Regions from separate parts of the Homo sapiens genome. Here region 1 is linked to region 2. Evidence: chromatin loops called from intact Hi-C (ENCODE). Cell type or tissue: Caco-2. All regions are shown on one strand. Links, peaks and the distances in the headings refer to the core of each region. The heading gives the core; the rest is flanking DNA. Region 1 overlaps MMP2 (matrix metallopeptidase 2). Region 2 has its middle 12 kb from the start of SLC6A2.

Evidence for each region. Peaks named below come from ENCODE experiments on the same cell type or tissue, not always from the same donor. Only the 100,000 strongest peaks of a DNase experiment are listed, where the experiment ranks them.
Region 1: it touches region 2 in a loop (2.5-fold over the local background); 6 of 110 quality-filtered maps call a loop at or near these places.

Annotation. Positions count from the first base shown.
Region 1 is chr16:55,489,318-55,499,320 of GRCh38, reverse strand. It overlaps MMP2 (matrix metallopeptidase 2), which reads right to left. Exons shown (of 13, transcript NM_004530.6): 7 at 9,497-9,670; 8 at 7,365-7,520; 9 at 6,028-6,163; 10 at 2,259-2,395; 11 at 873-1,032. Among named protein-coding and RNA genes, the nearest start is that of LPCAT2, 15 kb to the left of the region's middle. In Caco-2, for the core only: no CTCF peak of the experiment used is centred there; a DNase peak (open chromatin) is centred at 4,090.
Region 2 is chr16:55,640,274-55,648,273 of GRCh38, reverse strand. No RefSeq gene overlaps it. Among named protein-coding and RNA genes, the nearest start is that of SLC6A2, 12 kb to the left of the region's middle. RefSeq lists a silencer at 4,703-4,997. In Caco-2, for the core only: no CTCF peak of the experiment used is centred there; a DNase peak (open chromatin) is centred at 4,906.

The DNA.
Region 1 (10,003 bases), core at 1-8,000, 150 kb after region 2:
ACCATCTCGGGTATAGAATAGTAGTGAAGAGTGAAGACTAACATGTTTTCCCAGGAGACAGAATGCCAGGGTTCAAATCCCAACCTGTCCCTACCTGGCTATGTGACTCCAAGCTGGTTACTTAACCTTTCTTTTTTCTTTTTTTTTTTTTTGAGTTGGAGTCTCACTCTGTTGCCCAGGCTGGAGTGCAGTGGCATGATCTCAGCTCACTGCAACTTCTGTCTTCCAGGTTTAAGTGATTCCCCTGCCTCAGTCTCCCTAGTAGCTGGGATTGCAGGCATGCACCACCATGTCCAGCTAATTTTTTTGCATTTTTAGTAGAGATGGGGTTTCACCATGTGGCCAGGCTGATCTGGAACTCCTGAGCTCAAGTGATCCACCCATCTTGGCCTCCCAAAGTGCTGGGATTACAGGCGTGAGCCACTGTGCCCAGCCACGGTTACCTAACCTTTCTGAACCCAGGTTTCCTCATCTGTAAAATGGGAGGAATAATAATTCCTATCCCATAGAACCCTTGGGACAGTCTCTGACACATAGTGTCAATAGGAGCAGTTATTATCTTTATTTTTATTACCCCCTTCTTCAGTGAGTCATTTCAAAATGTGAGGGTCCAGACCAGACATGGGCCAATCAAAAGAATTCTGCAAAGAGAAAGGATATTCCACCAGAATTATATCAGCAATGTGTACAAGAATGGTTCACCTTTGGCAACATCTCAGAGGTGCCAGAGACCAAAGAGGTTAGATACCAGAGAGAGGGCATCCAGAGCCCACCAACCTCTGAACTCAGCCCAGGAGGCTTGAAGCCTCAGGGCGGCTTCTCTGTCTCTCGCAGCCAACTGTGCTGCTGTCCTACCCACCGCCCTCCCTTACCTCCAGAATTTGTCTCCAGCAAAGATGTATGTCTTCTTGTTTTTGCTCCAGTTAAAGGCGGCATCCACTCGCTGGACATCAGGGGGCAGTCCCAGGCTGGTCAGTGGCTTGGGGTACCCTCGCTCCAGGGTGCTGGCTGAGTAGATCCAGTATTCATTCCCTGGGGTGGAAGCAAAGGGTGTGTTGGCTGGTGCTGACATGCCCTAGGCCAGCCTGTTCCTCCCATCATCTGTCTGTCCACGGGCCCCACTGCAGCCATTCCCAACAGAGTGCAACTTCCTGCTCACTCCTGGTTGCAGTGCCCAGAATCAGGGCTCACACAGAGGGCTTTAGAAGTCAATTACAGAAGGTGCCTGGTCAAGGACATGAGTTGGGGGATAAATCCAGCTCACACTCTGCTCACCAAGTCGTGCACTCTAAGGGCCTTGCTGTCATAAAGAGGCACCTTTTGCTAATTTGCAAAAAGGTGCCCTAGGAGCCAGCAGTTGTCCTCTCCGGGACCCATGATTACGGTGGATTGGGGGAGGTGGGAGCCAGGTGGTGGAGACAATAGTCTTGGCTGAGCCTTTATCTTCTCTAGGATCCCACCTCAGACCAGGACAGGGACCTCCTAAATCCTTCTTTACCCCTCATAAGAGCCCAGCTGTCTGTCTCCCTGAGTGGTTTGTGAGCATCGCGAAGGCAGAGCTTGTATCCCCAGGGTATGGCAAAGCCCAGCGCATGGAAATGCTCCAATAAATGTTAAATGAGTAAACCTTAGCCATACAGACCTCACCTTGATGATTTCTACCACTTCTAGGGGCTCCCTGTACTATTATTTACTTAACATTCTGCTTTCAGTGAATTCATTTTGAAATCTTTAAAAATAAATTTATTAAAAAATGTTTTTTGACTGTCAAAATATCAGTTACTGAATAATCCGTTTCTGTCCTGATTTGAAACTCCACACTATTATAACTAACTGCCTCTGTTAAAACCAATTTATGTCTAAAAGTAAAAATGAAAACAAATATTCTTTAAAACATTCGAACTAAAACTGTTACCTGCCAAAGACTGTATCACTACAAAGGCGTTAGGGACACACCAGCACTAAACTGAGACTTTTTTTCTTCTAGAAAAGAAATGAGACGGATTGAAAAGAATTAAGAAAATGAAATGTGTACACTGAGGGTTAATGCTATCTGATGTTGGGTGTCGGAACCAATCTCCCAGAGGAGCTGCGCACTTCAGGAAATAATGTTGAAAGAATGAATCCATAAAGGAAAGGGAGCACCCACGGGTGCATAGGAACTGTGGTTTGAGAGGGGGAGTGAGCCTGGGACACCCAGGAGCCCTGGTGCAGAGCCCTGTGGAGCTGAGGGCCAAGGAAGGGTGCTTCCCACACACCTGCAAAGAACACAGCCTTCTCCTCCTGTGGGGCCTCGTATACCGCATCAATCTTTTCCGGGAGCTCAGGCCAGAATGTGGCCACCAGCAGGGGCCCCATGGGCTTGTCACGTGGCGTCACAGTCCGCCAAATGAACCTGGCAGGAGGCAAGGGGGCACAGGAAACCACATCTTCAGTCACCCTGCAGCTCGAACCACACACACCCCCAAACCCACCCAGAAACATCCCAGAGATGATTCCATGATGGGAGTGGGAGGCAGGATCAAAGGAAGGTTGGAGAAGGACTGGAGAACGGGCAGAGTTCCTGTCTGCAATCTGCTGGAGCTGAGAAACATCCTCCTACCCTGTTCTCTCCCTCTACCTCCTCCAGGAAGCCTTCCCTGACTACCTCCATCCATATTGTGTTTTCCCTCTCTAAGCCTCTCAAAATCATCAACTCTGAGTGCCTGGAACAGTAGTGTCTGTTTGTCTTAACTCTCCTATTTGATTAGAGGCCAATTGGGGCAGGAGCTGATGACACTCAAGTATTTCCTGAATTAAAATGAAATGAATTTGTGTACTTTGTCAAGAGTAAGAGTTATCATTTATTGAGGGTCCTACTAAATGCCATGTGCTTTATTTATGTGCCTTGTAATTTAATCCCCACAATCTTTTAAGACAGCATGCACTCTGGATGGTCTACCTAGCATTAATTATCTATTTCCCCACCATCCTTCTTCACAAAACTCCACATTTATGATCCAGCCTTCACCTCCTCTGACCCTGTGTCCCCTACCCCCATTCTAGGGGTAGATACTGATTGGTATAAGCCACTGGTTCTCAAAGTGCAGTCTCCTGACCAGCAGCATCTGCGTCACCTGAGAACTCATTAGAAATGCAAATGATTGGGTCCTTACAGAGATCTACAGATAAGAATCTCTGGGCTTGGGGCCCAGAATCTGTGTTTTAACAAGCCTTCCAGATGATTCTAACGCATGCCAAGGTTTGAGAACTACTGGTCTAAGCCAATCAGAGTTTAGCATTCCCTAGCACTGTTACTGATTCAGCAGTTGCCATATGACTTACAGTGGTGTAAAGACGGAACACACAGACTTGTATTTCACATCTGGGGGTCTGTGTGTGTGTATCTGTGCGTGTCTCTTTCTCTCTCGCTTCCTGGGAGAGGGCAGGGATTAGAGCCCCAACTGCCACTGGTAACCTTCTTGTGACCATGAGGTAGAACCGGCCTTAGGATGAAGTAAGTGCAGAGGCTAGCAGTGGACAAAGACATCAAGTCACTGACCCTCTCTCTGCCCCTGCAGGCAGCTCTACCCCTGGACTTTGTACCAAATGAAAGCAATTTCTCTCTACTGTTTAGGCTGGATTGAGTTTGCAGAGGGATGGTCTCTGTTATTTGCAGAAAAACATCCTAGCGTAGGAAGGTGTCACAATTTTTATTTAGCAAATGAAGCTCAGAGAGGTTAGGATTCAAATTACTTAGTTATCACTACATCAATGACTAAATAAATTAGTTATTACCAAGATTCATATCCAGATCTGACTCCAAAGTCTGAGTTTAATCACCCTGCAATACTGTCCTTCATGACCCCCACCCTCACCAGTGCCTAGCAGCAATTTTTGCTCATGGTTGAAGTTTAATATTTACTGGTTAATCAAATAAACCCATTAAACACTCATCACGTTCCTTTTGAAAGAAAACTGTGATGTGGTAGGCCAGGGATGGCTCCAGCCTGGGTCTGGGCTCTGCATCCTTTCCTAGGCCCCACACATCTGAGATCTGCATGTGTGGTCAGGGCTTTCTTAGTGGGAGGAGCTCCAGATGAAGCACATTGCCAGATCCTTACAATGGGAACTGCAGAGCAGTGCTGACATCTGCTGTTATATATCCTGATTTGGGCATTCGAGGCCTGACGGGACCTGATTTCTCACTACATTCTAAGTCTCATCTCTCATTGCATTCTTGCCATTTCCCCATTGGCCAGCAGACCCTGTGAAGGGCAAGGCATCTGCACCCCAGAATTTGGCCCAGTGCCTAGAGTAGAGGAAACTCTTCCTGAAAGTTTATGGAACATCTTCTAGCCTCACCAGATTCTCACTGGCTAATCCAGAAACTTTCACATCACTATGGCTTGGCTCTGCAGGTCCCTCTGTCTCAAAGAACCTCCTAACTTGTCACCCCCATCAGATTCTTGCTTCTCCTTTGAAGGCTCTGCTCAAATGCTGCTGCATCTGTGAAGCCTTCCTTGACTGGGACGTGCTCACAAAAGCACCTAACACCTCTGCGATCACTTTTCTTTCATCTTGCCATGTCAGTTCTCCATGCCTATTTCTCAAACTGGACTTGTGATGCACAAACTTTAATGTGCATCAGAATCACTGGGAGAATTTGCTAAAACGCAGATTCCTGGGGCCTAGCCCCAGAGTTCCAGTCAGGAGGGTCTGAAGCTGGGGCAGAAAACCCACCTTTTAATACCCACACTCTAGATGGTTCTGTTATAGGAGGCCCATGCGCCTGTCTTTGAGAACACTGATCTAGCAGCCCCCCACCCCACTGTCCCGAGAACATCATTCTTCCTCCTCCAGCTACTAAAGCCTAGCAAAGTATTTGGCACAGTAGATGCCAAACAATTATTTGTCAATAACAATAGCTAATATGAATACACTTACTCTGTGTCAGGCATTGTTTTTGTTCTCAGCACTAAGTTCATCTAATCCTTACAACAGCCCTAGGAGATAGGTTGGAATATTAGCCCCATTTTATAAATGAGGAAACCAAGGTACAAAGAAGATACTTAATTAACTTGTCTATGATTACATAACCAGTAAGTAGCAGTTACAGAATTCTAACCCAGAGAATCTGGCTTCAGAGTCCATTTTCTCAACTACTATACTCTATGAATGAATAAATGGATGAATAATGAATAATGGATGGCTGGATCATAAATAATGGATAATAGATGGCTGGCTGGCTGGATGGATGATGGATGGAAAGATATAGGTATGGATGGATGGATGGGTAGATGGATGGATGATAGAAGAATGGAAGGACAGACCCTTTAATGAGGTCCTAGATACTGCCTGCCATTCTCCAGGGAACTAGGGCATTAGGGTAAACCTCAGTCTTTAGTCAACTGAGTGGTGATCTTTATCTATAGCATGAAGAATACCACCTCTTTCTACTCTGCAGTCACTCACCACCCATACACAGAGTAATTTGGCCATTTGAGGGCAACGCCATTCTAGAAGGCCTGTGGTAGACTGAATTATGGTTCCCAATTCTTCCCTCCATTTTGATTTTAGGATTATGCATTCATATGCATTTCCATGTGACTTTGCAGTACTACCCTCTAGGGTAGGTCTTGGGATTGGCCATGTGACTTATTTCAGGCAGTGGAATATTCTCAGACAAGATGTGAGTGGAGGCTTTAAATGAGCTTGTGTAGTTCAGTTTGGCCTCTTGCACCCTGTCATCTGCCATGAGTAGCTGCTAATCCCATGAGAACAACAGGCAGAGCACACCTGAACCCAAACTGTAGCTGAAAGTCAAGATAACTAGTAGACCCACAGACTATGAGAGAGCAAACAAAATGCTTGGGTGCAAATCCACTGAAACCTGGAGGTTGTTTGATACACAGCAGAAACTGCCTAATTCAGGTCATTCTGGGAAGCATTTGGCGGAGTCTTCAGCGAAGAGTGAGGGAAAAGAATAATGGTATAAGAGCAGAGGACAGGAGACAAGGAGGACAAGAAGCAAGCTCCTGCACTCACCGGTCCTTGAAGAAGAAGATCTCACCACGGATCTGAGCGATGCCATCAAATACAATGTCCTGTTTGCAGATCTCAGGAGTGACAGGGCCCAGCGTGGGGGTGGGGCCGGTGCCAAGGTCAATGTCAGGAGAGGCCCCTGGGGAGAACACCTGACCTTAGACTCTCTGCAGCTCCAGAGGTTCTCCCCACTAGGGTGAGCCCCCAGGGGTGCCCACCCAACCATCTAAGAGTCAGAAGAAATCGCCTTCTGGCCTTAGTGTAAGCTCCGTAAGGTAACAAGAAGATGCCTGGACTTGGGGAGTCCTGGGGCCCTTTGTACTTTATATATGCTTTTTACTGACATCACCCAAATCAGTCCTCTCTATAGCCCTGGGAGTGGGGTATCATGATTGCACCATTTCACAGGTGAGGAAACTGAGGCCCAGAAAAGTTGAGTGACTTGCCCAAGGATTCAAACCCAAAGCTCAGATTCTTATGCCCACAAGAGTCAGGGCGGTCAGGGGGCCGCTGGTGTGTCCAGAACTGACAGTATGGCACTTTTCATGATAAGCAATTATTTTAGAGATGAGGAAACTGAGTCCAAAGAGGTATAAAGACTTACACAATATCTTGCAGCTAGTGAAGGGCAGAGGCCACATTTGAACCCAGCACCCCTCACGGCAGACCTTGGGCTTTTTCCTGAGTCTAGCAGTCCCCAAACTTCATCACTCAAGCACCACTTTCACTATTTTGGCCTGGCTCAGATATCACCTGGACCATTAAATATTTTTTAAAAATGAACTGACTTTTTAAACTCTAGCCTCACTGTAAGAACCAACAATAAATAAATAAATAAATAAATAAATAAATAAATAAATAAATAAATAATTGGCTTAAGGCACTGGTTGTTCTGTTTCTACTACATACTAAAAATCAAAGCTTATTATGAAAACTAGAAACTTCCACCCCCGTATTGTTAAGGTCATTCCACATGATGGAAAATTCTGTCCTGTACTTGGCTATTCTCCTGGATTCTAAACTCCACTGGGTTGCTCAAACCTGTGTAACCTTGCACCAGGTGACCTTACTCACCTAGAAAATGGGAGAAACCCAGAAATGGAGCGCTAAGAGTGACATGGATATTAGCATTGTTCGGATAGGGAAGAGTTATCCAAGTATCCCCTTGGAGAGCTGCTCTGCCTTCCCAAGACCAGGTCAACACTCCCATTTCCTGCCCTCGTCTCCAGCACTCCTGGCTGGATGAGATCTTGCTGGTCCCACCCCCTGGGCCTCCATCCCAGGCTACATGACCTCCCCCCTCCTCACCCTCCACCCCCAACCCCCGCCCGGAGGTTTACCATAGAGCTCCTGAATGCCCTTGATGTCATCCTGGGACAGACGGAAGTTCTTGGTGTAGGTGTAAATGGGTGCCATCAGGGCCCCAGGGTCTTGGGAGTGCTCCAGCCCCATGGCGTGGCCAAACTCGTGGGCTGCCACGAGGAACAGGCTGTACCCTGAGGGTTGCAGGGAGGAGAGAGGGTTGAAAGACAGGAAGAGAGATGAGAGAGAAGTCAAGACCTGACCCAGTGATGCAGACTTTTGAGGACAGCCCCACAGTAAGGCTGAGAACCCTGGAAGCGGCATGTATTGATTTTTTTTTTCTTTTCCTGAGAATTCTGGGATCAATACACAATTTTGGGATTAGTGCCTATTGTTTCCAAGTGGGGTCAGCCAAAGTCTTCTTGTCTCTTTCCAAGTCAGTATCAGGACAGGTGTGCTATAAAGGAACAGAACAAGTAGTATCTGCGAATTTTCTACTTAAAACCCCATTCATTTTAAAATCCTGCTTCCTGGCTTTTTATGTCTCTCTATAAAAGATGAGCTCTACAAACCCAGCTCCTCAGCCTCTCTGAAGAGGTAAGAAGAGTGGGGATAGGCTGGCCCCATGTTGCCACCATTTCTGCCCAGGTGAAAGCAGTAAAAACCTTTCACACTTAGCGTGGTTGCACAGGCTGAGCCACAGCCAGCGAGCAAAACCTGTGTCACACCCTGTTGTGGTTAAATGCGTCCCCCCAGAAAAGATTTGCCCAAGTCTTAACCCTAGGGACCTGTGAATGTGAACTTATTTGGAAATAGGCAGGAGAATCACTTGAACCCAGGAGGCAGAGGTTGCAGTGAGCCGAGATCATGCCACTGCACTCCAGCTGGGCAAGAGCAAGACTCCGTCTCAAAAAAAAAAAAAAGGAGGAGAGGCAAGCAGAGGGGGAAGAAGGCCATCCATGTCATGACAGAGGCATAGACTGGAGTGACGCATCCTTCAGAGGGAACATGGCCTTACTGACGCCGTGATTTTAGACTTCCAGCCTCCAGAAGCATGAAAGAATACATGGGGTTTGTTTCAAGCCATCAGTTTGTGGCACTTTGTCATGGCAGCCCCAGGAGACTATAATATTCACCCTGGGTGAGCCACTGAGCTCTGGATACTTGAACCACTCAGGAAGGTGGAGAATCCCACCTTTAAGCTGGTAAAATCAGACTGTGTCCTAGCAAGGAATTTAGCAGGGGATAAGAAAACCTCCTTTGGCCAGCCTCTGTCCACTGACATCTGCCAAGTTCCATCTCATGATGATTAAAAAGAATGAAAGCAACATAAAGACAGGCTTGCCTAATTCTGACAGGCCCTGGACCTGCCCACTGACCTGGCCATTATGGGCCATCAGGGAGCTTTAAGCAACCCTGCAACCCTGGGCTCTGTAGCCTAGATTGGGCACAGGGCCCCAAGCACCCTGCTCACTGCACTGAGCACATAGTAAGGTCACAAGCTGTCTCCTGGTCACTCTCTCCCCTGAGCTTGTGAGTCCTAGGGGGCAGAGAGCTGTCCCAGTCAGCTCCATCCTCAGCACCCAGGACTGACGAGGACCCACCATTTACACCCTGGTAACAGATGGTGCTGACTGATGGGGGAGAGAGGGCTCTGGGGGCTCCCCCAGGGCTGCGTGGACCATGGTGTCAGATCAAGCATGAGGCTCTTCCTTTTTTCCTTTCTTCTACTGCCTACCAGCTCCTTGAAGGCACCTCTTTGTGCAGTGGGAATGTCTCTTAGGAGAATTGTCTCTCTGGTAATCTGTGCTCAGAATTCAGCCAATTTTGGTAGTCACAAGCCCGCCTGGAGGGTGGCTGAAGGGGAAGACAAGAGCAGTGACCCCTCAGGAAGGCCAGTTCTTACCCAGGAGGTGAGTAGCAGCATCTGGTCTACCAGGGTCTGATTTTGGAGGCTGTGCCTCCACCTGGATGGGCAGGATCTAAGCAGGGACCTTGGCTCCACCAGAGATGGGCATTGTCTCAGCCCAGGTGGGCGGGTCTGGGTAGGTGGGTGTCTGGGGGGCAGTGTCTATGCTTGAAGTGGGTGAGGTCTCAGGAAGGTTTTTGGAGCAAGTTTAGGGGCAAGGGCAATGTCCAGGGTCTCTGTCCAATGACCAGGGCCTCGTACCTTGGTCAGGGCAGAAGCCCCACTTGCGGTCATCATCGTAGTTGGCTGTGGTCGCACACCACATCTTTCCGTCACTGCGGCCGGCGCTGGTGCAGCTCTCATATTTGTTGCCCAGGAAAGTGAAGGGGAAGACACAGGGGGCACCTTCTGAGTTCCCACCAACAGTGGACATGGCTGTGGGGTTAGGGATACGGGTCAAGGCGCAGCAAAGAGTCTGAGGCTACCACCAGGAAGCAATGACATGACGCTGACCTTAATGAACCACACCTAAGTTAGACTCAGTCCCAGGCACTGTATCTTTAGACTCATCTCACCCACCCCTGACAACAGCCTTGTGCAGGAGGGACTGAATAGCACCGCGTTTCATGGATGGGAAATAGATCAGAGAGATGATGAAATTTCCCTAAGCCAACACTGCTAGGAAGTATCAGAGCTGCAATTCAAACCCAGGAAGCCAGATTCCAGAGTTCTAATGAGCCTCCCATGGAAGGGGGCAGATGGGCTAGG
Region 2 (8,000 bases), core at 1-8,000:
TGGAAATATCTTGGCCATGCTCTTCCCTACAAATTTCTGAACCATCTTGCAGCGTTCCATGAAAAACACCACTGGAATTTCAATTGTTATTGCATTAAATCTACAGATCAATTTGAGGGAGAACTGACATCATCACAGTGTTTAGTCTTCCCATCCAAGAACACAGTACATGTTTCCATGTATTTGTCTTCTCTAATGTACACAGCATTTTAAATAGAGTTTGGGGAGAATTTGCAAACTCCTGCATGAAATCCATCTCAGAGTCTCTTAAAATGATTGCCCTCTAGTGTCTGAGCTCTTTTCTTTTTGCTCAGAAAACACTTTCCAATGGCTTCACCAGGAATATATTTGGACCAAAGTGATTCTTACAGCTATCTTCCCACTTCTTTCTTACTTGTCTCACTGGCCTTCTGATGTCTATTCTTGGGAAACAGCAAATTAAGCTTTTGTGGAGCCTGGAGAGGCAGAATGGTATCCAGGCTAAAAGCATGAACTTAGGAGCCACTAACCTGAATTTTAATCCTGACTCCACTGTGGACTATCTGTGAAATCCTGGCCAAGTTCCCCTACTTCTCTGTGTCTCAGTTTCTTTTCCTTCTTTCTTTCCTTCCTTCCTTCCTTCTCTTTCTTTTTTCTTTCTTTCTCTCTCTCTCCTTTCTCTCTTTCCTTTATTTCTTTCTCTTTTTTCTTTCTCTCTCTGTCTCCCTCCCTCCCTCCGTTTCTTCTTCTTCCTTTCTCTCTCTCTCGTTCTTTCTCTCTCTCTTTCTTTCTTTTTCTTTCTCTCTCTCTCCCTCCCTCTACCCTACCTTCTCTCTCCCTCTCTCTCTCGCTCCGTCTTCCCTCCTTCCCTCCTTCCCTCCCTCCCTCCCTTCCCTCCCTCCCTCACTTCCTCCTTCCTTCCTTCCTTCCTTCCTTCCTTCTTTCCTTTTTTCCTTCTTTCCTTCCTTTTGGTATAGATGGGGTCTTGTTATATTGCCCAGGCTGGTCTCATACTCCTGGGTTCAAGCAATCCACCCATCTCAGCCTCTTGAAATGCTTGGATTACTGGCATGAGCCACCAGACCTGGCCTCAGTTTCTTCATCTGTGAAATGGATAAGATGATGAGGAGGATAAGGGCACTTAGCTCATAGAATTGCTGAGAGAATTGAATGAGTAAATACATGTAAAGCACCTAGACAATGCCTGGTATCACATACATGTTACTTCTTATTGTTGTCGTTATCAAAACATTTAATTTCTCTATGTCTGTGGGAGGCAGGGATCTTCTCCAGAATTTTAATTTAGATTTATCTGACTTCAAATTACAAGACTGGGATAAAATAGCAAATATGGGTTGGCATAACTATTACAACTGTGGCCTTTGGACTTAAAAAATAAAAGCTGGGTTGAAAGCCTAGCTTCATTACTTGCTGGCTGGGTGACTTTTGGCTTCTAAGCCTTAGCGTTCCCAACTATAAAATGGGGATGACAACACCTGTGAAGATAATTAGCGGGTAGCACTGTATGAAGGGTCACATTTCTTTAGCCTCTACAATGCAGTGGCAGTTGAGTCCTCAAAGTCACTCTTTCTTCCTAGTGGCCTTTTGCCTCTTTTCCACTTTTACAGCTCACGCCTCTGGCAGATTTGTTAAAAGTGCAGATTCCTGGGCCCCAACCCAGAAATTTGAATTCAGTGGGTCTGCAGTGGGAGCCAGGAATCTGCATGTTTGTGGCATGTATATTCTTGTTTAAAAAAAAATAACTTGAGCTTTCAGATAGTTGAACACGGGGAGGTTCCTGGAGGGTTGTGCACCAGGGAGAGCATGAAGCTCCAATCCCCTTCCCCCAAAAGCCACCCTACTTATCTCTTCATCTATAACCTTTGCAATAGCCTCTATAATAAAATGGTAAACGTGAAATCACAACAGAATCTATTCAGTAAGGTAATGCCCAAAGCAAAGAAATCATATAGCCAGCACCCACGATGGCTTCCCAGTGATCTGCACTTCCCAATACTCAGGCCCCTGTGGAATGCCCTCCCACACCATGTCAGGGATGGCTCTGTGTGAGCAGTGGAATGTGGTAGGAATAATGCTCTGGGACTTTCCAAGTGAGGTAAGTAAAAGAAGCCTTGCAGCTCTGCCCATGACTCTCTCTTGGAACCTTCAGTCTCCATGTGTGAAGTCCAACTTCCCTGAGGTTGCCATGCTGGAGAGATCGCAGAGAGAGAGGCTCTGAGACCACAGGAAGAGAAAGAAATGTCCAGCCGTCCCCCAGCCATTTTAGCTTCAGCCAACCAAGTTATCCCAGCTGAGACCCTTGACATCATGGAACATCAACAAGTCATTCCCTTTAAACCCTGCCCCAAATGAAGTCTCATGAGTAAAATAAATAATTGTTGCTCTTTAAAAAAATAACAACTCCAGTATTAGTGACGTGTTTCATAACCTTTGTCCCAAGTTGAGAGTGGCTGTGGCAATTTGTGGGCAATTCAGCTTTGCCCAATTTGAATGCCTTTCTCCCCTCAAACTGGTGTGTCCTCCTTTTGCTCTGACTGCTTGGCAAAAAACATAGCCATTTCCTGCCTGGGCTGTCTATTCCATGAAGTCATGAATGGGTCCCTTCTGAGACATGGAAGGGAGAAAAGCTGCTTCACGTTCACTGTCTAGGGTACCATCTAGGAGGTAGCAGGAGCATCCATCAATACCCCAGAACAGAGGCGTGGAAGAGTGAAGGGACAGAGGTGTGAATTGCACCCTCTTCAAGGGAATCATGAGGCCTTGGCTCAAGGTTGTCTGCAATGAAGCCAAGGCCTGGGGGATGCACCTAGTCTGGGCTGGTCCTGCTCTGCATTCGTGCCCAGGATCCTGAACCTACTAAGTTGTTTAGTGATGGTGGTACACGCAGTAGTTCACCCTCTGTGGACTACATACAGAGAACACCTACCTGAAACATGTTCTTCAGAAGTTTGCCTCCTTTGTATTCTCAGCCCTCAAAATGAAAGCTGGGTGGTCTTTGGGTAAGGACAGGGGAACTAGGAGGTAGGGTGCAGGGTAATGATTTGCTACCCCTCTTTCTGGTAATACCACCACCCTCCCTTCCTAGTTTCTTAGGAGGCCCTTGATCTCTGGCTCCCTTAATGTGATCAGCAGGAGTAGTGGCACTCAACTTCTGTACTGCCTGGGAGTTCAAATCCTGACTTTCACTTACAAGCTTTGCTACCTCGAGCTGATGCGTGGCTCAGTTTTCTCACTTATAAAATGGGTCTTAGGGCCGGGTGTGGTAGTTCTCGCCTGTAATCCCAGCACTTTGGGAGGCCGAGGCAGGTGGATTGCCTGGGCCCAGAAGTTTGAGACCAGCCTAAGCAACGTGGCAAGACCCTGACTCTACAAAAAAAATACAAAAATTACAAAAATTAGCCGGGCGTGGTGGTGCACACCTATAGTACCAGCTACTCAGGAAGGCTGACATGAGAGGATCGCTTGAGCCTAGGAGGTCAAGGCTGCAGTGAGGCATGATCATGCCACTGCACTCCAGCCTGGGCAATAATAATAATGATAATAAAATTGGGCTTATGATAGTATCTATCTGTTGGGGGAGTTGGAGGGCTTAAATGCATCAGCGACTGCAAAGTGCATCAGCAGTGATTAGCACGTACTATAAACACGATAGACATTTGCTATACACTTGGCAGTTCTATTCACTTAGCAAACTGGGTGTGGGCACTATGCTAAGTATCATTTCATACAAGACAATCATTATTCTCATTTTACAGATTGAAGACCATGCTGAAAGTGGTTAGACGTCCTGTCCTGGACTTCATGGCTAGAGAGGGACAGAGGGTAGGGTTTGAGCCCAGATCCTGGCAGGCTCCAGGGCTTACGCTCTTCACCCCTGTTCTATCTCCATGGCTCAGCGGTTGCCAGTTTGGGCCTCATTTGCCTCACTCCATCTCTCTGCTCGAGCTCCCTATTCTCAGTAGGGCTGCTCACTCTTTTTGGCTGGGAAACTTGAGGCCATGGCTGATGCATTTCTGAACCCAGACATTGTGGTTTGTCAGCCACCATCTCCTCTGGCCCTTTCCCCTCAAGGAGCTAGAGTCCTTCCCTCTTCAAGGCTCACCTCCCACCTCAAGCCCTTAGATCCACCCCTCCCACCAGTTCTGGGATCTGCCCCAAGGCCCATTTTGTTTCTCTTCTATTTTTCTTCTCTGCCCCCTTTGCCTTTGTCCTGCGCATCTTCCAGGTCTTCAGCATCCACTGCCAGTCTCCCCTCAATGCTGTGTGTCATGAGGTTTGCCCTTCCTCCCAGGTAGCTGGCAGAAGAACCCTCCACTTCTTTGCCCCACTTTGTACCTCCCTGCCTCACTTCCACTCCCAAAATTACACAGGGTAGTAGCAGAGCAAGAGATCAGAACCGGCTCCGACACGTGGTCCCAGGGTCTTCCCACACCTACGTCCTCTCTTTGGAACATTTCTCAGAGCAGATAGTTGAACATTGCCCTGGCATCACTCTGAAGGAAGGAGGTGCACGAAAGATAGGTTTTGATGAGGAGGCTGGGAAGACTTGGGGGTCCAGGTTGGGGCAGCAGTGAGGGGAGGATCCAGGCTGGGAAGGATCCTTGGTGATAACAAAGGTGGGGAGAGGTCATCATGAGGCCACCCTGCCTGTTCCAAGGGCCACAGGAATCCTCACTGAGCCCTCCAGCACACGCAGTTCTCTTGTAAGGGGACTGGCAGCTGGTCTACACTGCCCACGTGTGGATGTGGGCCATGAAGCTAAAGCTGAAGTGCATGTCCTGGGGAGAGTCAGGTCAGGCAGTTGGTGGAGAGACTTAGGCCTTAGGAGAAGACTGAGGGACAGACCTGCTGGCCTCAGGAGTGGACATGCAGTCACCAGGGGGTGCTGCACATATATTCCGTGTGGCCCAAGAGCAGGCCCAGAGCCACAAACACGCACTTCAAGGAGTCAGGCTCCAGCTCAGTGTAGCCCAGGAGGCAGGTGGAACGGCTGTGTCTGGGAAGGCTGGGGGCTGCCCTCCAAGGAGTGTGTGCCTGCCCACCCCTGCCTCTGGCTCAGGCTTTGTGAGAACCAGTCCGGGGAGCTGGAGAAAGGAATGGGGCTTTGTTTCAAAATTTTCCAATTTTGCTAATAGCGTCTCTCCCATTTTTTTCTCCCTATCCTCCAGCCCACCTGTAACAAGACCTTTCGCCATGCCCGCATCCCTTAGAAGCTAGGATAGTTGGAGCTTGGAGGGACCTTGCAGATCTCTCCTGAAGTAGAGAAGTACAGCCCCAAGGAAAAGGGGCAATGGCTCAGGGCTATGCAGGCCCTGATTTGAATTACTTTGAATCACAGAGGGAGAAAGTTCCACTGCTTTTCATGCTTTTTTAGCCCTGATTACGGAAGGAGTGAGTCTCAATCTGGTGTTCATGTGTCTGTAATGACTCTAACTTACTAATCCCCAGTTCAACAGAAGGAAGCCAGGCTTTGGGTCAGAACTTTCAGGCCCAAACCGCATGAAACTAGAATCTCCTATCAGTGCTTTCTTTTCGTTGCTTTATTTTTAGTTATCTATTTATGGCATGTGATTTTGGTTTTTTATTTATTACATGATGACAGTATAAAATTTCTTTCATTATTTCTTACTGTTAACTTAAAAAATGTGGATAATTCCCAAGCATGTATCTACACTGTCACTATAGAGTATTTCTGCTCTCACTAGATACCTGCTCTCTAGTGTTCATAGGTGCCAGATAGTGAAAGCTTAGATACACATTTGGGAATAATCCTCACTAAATACATACATAATACATACCTAATAGCACATATTAAATGTATGGTATACATACATATAATGCATAATTATATAACAATATGTATTTATTATTAAATATAAATATATATTATTAAGAATAATCAATATACATACTATATACACACATGCACACATACTCAATATATACATATACTGCATATGTACCTATGTATACACGATATGTATATATTATTACTTAAAATTACACACGTACATTTACATATACCTAAAATGTTGCGTATATTCCTAAAATTTTATACATATAAACTATATATGAAAACATATATATAAATTTTTATATATAAAACATATATATATTTGTATGAGGCTTAACACACAGAAAATTGAAGTAATTATAACTGCACTTTTTACATAGTAAAAACGCTCATGAAACTACATCCAGGCCATTAAAAAAATGACCAGAATCTGAGGAGTCCCCCTGGTTGCCCCTCCCTGTCAACATCTCCCTCCTCCCCAAAGGTAACTGCTATCTGGACCTTGAACCCCCTAGATTTATTTTGCCTGTCTAAACCATTTTTACGCATCACTTTTGTGCATGTTTAAAGTTTATACAGTTGGCCTTATTCCGCATGAATCCTCCTGCAAATATTCTTGAGGTTTTTCCATGTTGATACTTGAGCTTCCTTTTTAAAACAAATGTGTTTAATTAAGAAGAATGAGTTGATTTAAAGGAAAACATCAAATGCATACTAGGACAAGTTGATCAGGGAGTGCCAGAATTCAGGAAACATTGGCTTTAAGCCCAGTATCTTCCCCTTTTACAGGTGTGCACACCAAGGTCAAGGGCCATAACAGCTGTACTGCAGGTCAGTCTGCATGTTCACGGCACAACTGGGATGAGGTTCCAGCCCAAGTTCCTGAGGTCGGAGATCTTTCCTACTACGTCATGTTGGCAAGAACATTCCCCTCTGCCTTACCCTACCCCACAGCTCTATTTCCTAGCCAACGTCGGTTCTTAACCTTGAACTGCAGAAAGTAAGCTGTTTTTGTTGTGTTTTATTGATCATTTTAGAATTAAGCCTAGAGTCAGGGTGGTGTGTTATTGGGGGACCAAGTCCCACCAAGGCAGCTGTCCAACCTTCAAAGTTATGACAAGCCTTCCACTTGGCAGCCCACCTCAGTGACCTATATTTTAATATGTGCTATTAGATTATTGCTAATGAGACATCTTAGGGATAAAAGAATTATGCTCGCTGCTGGGCTATGGTAAAAGTACAATTGAATTAAAGGCTGAAATCGTTTAGGACTCTGCTAGACAACCTGTCCCCCAGGCTGGGCCCGAATGGAGATATTAAGCTTTGGAAATTACACAGGAAAAATAAGTATAATTGATCTAGGGTAACTTCACTCATCTAAATTAAATAATGTGATTGTTACAGGCAGAAAGGCTCAGGATGAGAAGCCGGGCGGAAAAGGCTTGCTATCTGCAAACAAAGTTATAAGTGAAAGCCCCAGGGAATTGACTTTCCCCTGATGAGCCGAGCACCCTCCTGATGGCTTCTGAGAGTCCACTTGGTCATCAGCAGGAAATGGACCTGGTCTGAATGTTATAGAATCTGAGGTTTGCCAGGCGCCTCTGACCACCATCCTCACCAGCCCCTTCCCAATGCCTTAGCCAGCTCATGCCCCACCCGGCAAATTGTCCAGTGCTGTGTGCACAACTCTCTTGCTTAGAAGAGATTTCTCTATCCCAGCACTTTGGGAGACCATGGTGAGTGGATCATCTGAGGTCAGGAGTTCGAGACCAGCCTGGCCAACATGGTGAAACCCCATCTCTACTAAAAATACAAAAAAATTAGCCAGGCATGGTGGCGGGTGCCTGTAATCCCAGCTACTTGGGAGGCTGAGACAGGAGAATCGCTTGAACCCAGGAGGAAGAGGTTGCAGTGAGCCAAGACCATGCCTTTGCACCCCAGCCTGGGCAACAAAAATGAAACTCTGTCTCAAAACAAAACAAAACAAACAAACAAACAAACAAGAAGAGATTTCTCTGCTGGTGGCTGTAGCTGCTTTTATTTCCATCCATAGGAGTCTTGTGGTCTGCAATGCCTAAGGTCCATGCAACCTCATCTCCCTGGAGCCAGCCTCCAGAACCCCATGCCATCATCTATAAATTGCACAACTGTGTGCGGAGTGCCACTTACAGACCAGTCTTTAAATGAAGATATTGCATTTGCAGAA